2 separate regions of the Homo sapiens genome follow, and region 1 is linked to region 2. A link is a contact called in ENCODE Hi-C or POLR2A ChIA-PET data. All regions are on one chromosome and are shown on one strand. The core of a region is the stretch at or near the end of the contact, and the rest is flanking DNA. Distances in the headings are between cores, read along the strand shown. Region 1 overlaps SNX27 (sorting nexin 27). Region 2 holds the start of MRPL9 (mitochondrial ribosomal protein L9).

Evidence for each region. Hi-C counts contacts between places; a loop is a spot of excess contacts on that map. ChIA-PET counts read pairs that join two places held with the same protein, here RNA polymerase II (POLR2A). Pooled maps may share reads with other maps.
Region 1: a loop to region 2 is called in a pooled map, with 2.0 times the contacts of the local background. The contact joins the enhancer-like site here to the promoter of MRPL9 in region 2. A Hi-C loop is called at or near these places in 2 of 50 pooled maps. POLR2A ChIA-PET finds 5 or more read pairs at or near these places in 4 of 52 experiments (OCI-LY7, WTC11, activated CD4-positive, alpha-beta T cell and 1 more).

What each region holds. Positions count from the first base shown.
Region 1 is chr1:151,652,990-151,655,689 of GRCh38, forward strand. All of the region lies in intron 2 of SNX27 (sorting nexin 27), which reads left to right. Among named protein-coding and RNA genes, the nearest start is that of SNX27, 42 kb to the left of the region's middle. Within about 2 kb of position 1,407, at least 2 of the 41 ENCODE cell types and tissues checked have a DNase peak (open chromatin) inside an H3K27ac peak, as active enhancers do.
Region 2 is chr1:151,762,239-151,764,938 of GRCh38, forward strand. It overlaps MRPL9 (mitochondrial ribosomal protein L9), which reads right to left and starts at 1,258. Exons shown (of 7, transcript NM_031420.4): 1 at 1,089-1,258; 2 at 752-908; 3 at 138-262. The coding sequence starts at 1,241. It also overlaps a transcript of OAZ3 not described here. RefSeq lists an enhancer at 1,029-1,408.

The DNA of each region.
Region 1 (2,700 bases), core at 157-2,656, 110 kb before region 2:
CGATCTTGGCCCACTGCAACCTCCGCCTCCCAGGTTCAAGCAGTTCTCCTGCCTCAGCCTCCTGAGTAGCTCGAATTACAGGCATGTGCCACCATGCCTGGCTAATTTTGTATTTTTAGTAGAGACAGGGTTTCTCCATGTTGGTCAGGCTGGTCTTGAACTCCTGATCTCAGGTGATCACCCGCCTTGGCCTCCCAAAATGCTGGGATTACAGGTGTGAGCCACCGCACCCAGCCTTTTTTTTTGTTGTTGTTGTTTGTTTGTTTGTTTTCCATTTTTGTTCTGTAATATTTAACAATGTCAAGCATCATGTGTGGAATAATAGTAGAGATGACTGAAGTAAATAGTGTTTCAACTTGGAAATGGGCAATACTCTTCTGTTAGGGAATGTAGTCAGTTAAGCTGGGCTTGAATTTTGTTATAGCTATCATTACCTTTACTGTGCCATAGGCCTCAAGTTTCTCTAGCAATGGGTTGCTATTACCTTGTGCTTAGAGTGAGGGCTGGGGTTCTGAAGGTTTTTAAATTTATTTATTTTTTGTTTTTTGAGACAAGCTCTCCTTCTATCACTCAGACTGGAGTGCAGTTGCACAATAATGGCTCTTTGCAGCCTTGACTTCCTGGCTTAAGCATTCCTCCTGCTTCAGCCTACCAAGTAGCTGGGACCACAAGCACACGTCATCACATCTGGCTAATTTTTTTTTTACTTTTTGTAGAGACAGAGTCCCACTATTTTGTTCAGGCTGGTCTCAAAATCCTGGGCTCAAGTGATCCTCCTGCCTTGGCCTCCCAAAGTGCTGGGATTATAGACAAGAGCCACTGTGCCCAGCCTGGAGAGTTTTTTTTGTTTTTTTTTTTTTTTGAGATGGAGTCTTGCTCTGCCACCAGGCTGGAGTGCAGTGGCGCGATCTTGGCTCACTGCAACCTCCACCTCCTGGGTTCAAGTGATTCTCCTGCCTCATCCTCCCTAGTAGTTGGGACTACAGGCGCACACCACCACGCCAAGCTAATTTTTGTATTTTTAGTAGAGATGGAGTTTCAGCATGTTGGCTGGGATAGTCTTGATCTTTTGACCTCGTGATCCACCCGTCTTGGACTCCCAAAGTGCTGGGATTACAGGCGTGAGCCACCGTGCCCGGCCGACCCTGGAGGGTTTTTTTCAGTGTTTTGTCCTCAGGCTTTCAGCCACCTGTGCATACCAGTACCACAGACAAGTTCTCTCTTTACATTCTTACCCCTCTGCTACTGGTAGACTACTCTTGCTTTTTACTTGGGCTAGACTCATGGTAGAGGTAGATGTTGTGTAGTTCACCCTTAGTCTTAGGCAGAATCTGTGTCTCTGTGTCCTGATTCTTTTGCCCTTCCTTCTTATTGCAGCCAAACTCGGCCTTGTATCTGTGGTTAGTCTTGGGAAAGCGTTTCCTGTCCCTCCCTCAGCTATAGCCGACCTCTGCTTGGTAACAGTGGAGGAACCTGGGCCTAATATGGTTTCCTGCCTCTCCCCAGGGGTATAGAGTATTTTACTTTTACTCCTTCCCCTGAAGAAGTGGATCTTTGCCTGTGCACTCTGAATGAGAGGATTTACTGCCTGTCTTAGCCTGTTTTCACTGCTTTAATAGAATAACACAGATTGTAGGTCATTTATAAAGAAAAGTGATTTGGCTTACAGTTCTAGAGCCTGAGAAGTCTAATATCAAGGGGCCACATCTGGTGAAGGCCTTTCTGTTGTGTTATAACATGAAGGAAGGCATTCCCTGGTGGGGAAGTGCATGTGAGACAGAGAGCAAATGGGGCCCAAACTCCTGAGATAAATAACCCACTGCCTCAATAATGACATTAATCACGAGAGTTTTGCCATTACCTCTTAAAGATCCCACTTCTTAATACACTTCGTAATCCCACTTCTTAATATATGATAGCTGCTTAATGTCCTTGTCTACTGATTCTTTTGTCTTGGTAACTTCTGAGCCTGTTTCTACTGACTAATTTTTATCCTGGTCATAGGTCAAATTTTCATGCTTTTTTATATGTCTAGTAATTTTTGATTGGATATTGTATATTGTGAATGCAGTGTGATTGGGTGCTAGATTTTGTTACATTTCTTTAAAGAGTGTTGGAATTTTTTTTTTTCTCCTGGCATACAGTTAAGCTACTTAAAGATTACTTTGGTCCTTTTTAGCTTTGTTTTTAAGCTCTTTTTGAGTAGTTTAGAGTACCTTTTACTCTAGAACCAATTTAGCTCCATTCCTAAAGCATGGTCTTTTTGAGTTCCCTTCTAAATTCCATGCAGATTTAGGGAGGTCTCTTTATTCTGGCTGGAGGGAAGTTGAATGATTCCATAACCTGTGTGAACTCTGGGAATTGTTTATTTACTGCTCCCGGCTGATAATAGTTCTTTCCTTAGATCGTTATTCAGTCAAAATTCAAGGGAACTTAATACAGATTTCTGGAGCTATGTCTTGCTTTAGCTCCCTCTTGCATGATTAGTCCTGCAAATTGTAGCTGCTTTGGCCTCCTCGAACTTCAGTTTCTGTTTATTCAACTCAGTGAAGTTGCCAAACTCTGTTTGGGTACCCCTCCCTGAGCTGCAGTTTAGGAGTTACCTCTAGGCAGAAAGCTGAGATTATGTTAGGGATCATCTTGTTTGCTTCCCTTTTCTCAGGGATCACCGTTCTTAGCTGCCTGTTGTCCAGTGTCTGA
Region 2 (2,700 bases), core at 8-2,507:
ATTGGCTGGGCTTCTGCATTCCTGTTCTTCTAGTTCCTATTTCATTTTCAAGTTAAGTTAAATGTCAAAGGGAAGGAAGCTGCAAGAGAAAAGAAGTTTTATCTCCCCAAGTCTCTCTGTCCTTCCTTTGAGCTCACCAATTTCTCCTCTTCAAACAGCTTCTTGTTTTCAGGGGATGCATATACAGCCAGTCCCTGAGGAAGGAGTCGATTCCGGCCTAAAGATTTCTTCACTGAGACCAGGTCACCCCGGACTCCAACATCTGTCAATTAGAACAGAGACAGGGGAATTAGAACCATCTAGGAGTCCCTAAAGAAAAGATGTCAAAAAGAGAAGCACCTCTTAGTTTCTCACAGTGCTTATTTTTCCTAAAAGAAATGCTAATTCATATTCACTAGGAACAAGATTTAAGAGACTGCTAATTAGTTTCTTTAGAACTTGATGTATAAATTTAATATCCCCTGTATAGAGGGAGTTGTCGTCCCATGGAGGATTTCAGTATCTGTGGCACAAATTGTCAGGCTCCTCTCCCCACACACTGTTAATGATGTTGCTGCCTTTATGTTTTAATTTTCAATGCTGGAGGCCAGTGTCACAATCACAATAGTTTTTATGGCTTCCTCTTCTCACATATAGAGTTGGATTGTTTCCACAAAGAAAAAGCAAGGCAAATAGTTGAGGGGGACGGGCTAGAAAAAGCTGATGCCAAACCGGACCAGCCTGAGAGGAAGCGCCTCGGCCCGGGCCTTACTCTCCACCGACTGCGTCAGGATGAGCTCCAGGTTTTCTTTGGGCCGATGCTTCGTGTCCTCCACCAGCTTATAGACGCGATGTCGCCGGTGCAGGCGCGGCTTCCGGCCCTCCCCGGCCAGCGGTACCTTCCACCAGCGCTCCACGATGACCGTGCCCTGGCGGCCAGGAAAGCGACGGTAAGCTAGTCTCCACAAGGAACACCCTCTCCCTCCACCACGGCCGCCAGCCCCTCAAGGAAAGCCCGCCACCCCCACATCGGCCCCCTCCAGGTCCCAGTGCGCCTCCAGAAACAATACTCGAGCGTATCTACCCCCTACCCCAGACTCAGCCCTCACCCGATTTTGAGAAAGGCTGAAGTTGCAGGCCAGGTCAGGGGCGTTCCCTTCATGTCGCGGCCGCAGTAGCTCCTGGACGCCTCCCCGAAGCAGCCGTCCAGCGCCCGCCCGCAGCAGAGCTCTGCCCGGGGCCGTGACAACGGGCGCCGCCATGTTCACAGGCACAGAATGAGACCTGAGGGAGGACCCCGGCGTCGGCGGCAGGAAAGGCCCCCGCCAGTGCTGCCTGCGGCGCGCCGGTACGGCTGAGCGAAAGTATGGGGAGCGGGCCGGGGAACAGATGGCACCGCGGCTTGCCTATTTTTGCTTTTTGGCAGAGGTGACGGACGCCTAGAATTACTGACTGATAATGGAATGAGTGTTAGGTGGACTGACGCCGGAAAAGACGCTCTTCCTCTTGAAAGTGTGGGCTTTGCTGTAGCTCCAGTTGCTGGGCTAACTTTTAATTCTAACGTTCTGTGATGACTGGATACTGACCGGAGAATGAATGATGCTCTCACTTTTCCTTACTTCAAATCTACCTAAAAGTGGTAAAGGATGGGATCCCTTGGAAAACTCTGCCAGCTCCAGGAGGAGCCTGACCCTTAATCATTATACTGCAGTATTTAAGCTAATAAAGGAGAATTCTAAATCACAAGCTATGTAAACCGTAGAAAAAAAAGCAACTATGGTAAGGCCGCGACAGTTCCCTCTGGGGAGGGTCTCAGTACTGGACAGAAGACCATAAAAACTGGATGAAAGAAGGTCCATTTGGCAGAGATTATGGAAAGACTGGCCCTTAAACATACTGACCAGTCCTCCTTCCTCCTAAATACACTACTTGGCCTCCTGGACACCGGTCTTCTTCAGTCTCGTTTGCTGATTTCTCCTTTTCTCCCCGCTTCTTAGAATGCCCTCGGGACTCCGTTTTTGAACCTTTACTCTTCTCAGTATACACTCACTGTTGATCTCATCCAGTCTCGTGGCTTACAATACCATTTATAAGCCAATGACTCCCAAATTTCTAGTTCCATCCTAGACATCTCCCAAACTCGTCTCAAATATTCAACTGTTTATTCGTCATTTTCCTCTTACGTATCCAAAGGACACCTCAAAGTTAACTGTCCCAAACTAATTTATTTATTCCCCCCTCGCCCCCAAAACTGCCCCATCTGCAGCCTTTTTCCTCTCAGTTGACAGAAACTCCATTCTTTCCATTCTAACTCTTTTCTCTCATACTCCATCAGGAAATCCTGTGGGTTCTACCTTTAAATTACAGATAGTCCCTGACTTGGATTTACAATTTTTGAGTTTGTGATGGTGTGAAAGTGATGTGCACTCAGTAGGACATCAATAAGTTACATGAAATATTCAACACTTTATTATAAAATAGGCTTTGTGTTAGATGATTTTACCCAACTGTCGGATAAGTTGTCTGAGCATGTTTAAGATAGGCTAGGCTAAGCTATGGTGTTTGGTAGGTGTATTATATGCATTTTCAACTTATGATACTTTCAACATACGATGGGTTTATCAGGACATAACCCTATTTTAAGTCAAGGAGCACTTGTATTTCCAGAATCCAGCCACTTGTCACCACCTCCAATGCTCTACCTTGGAATAAGACACTACT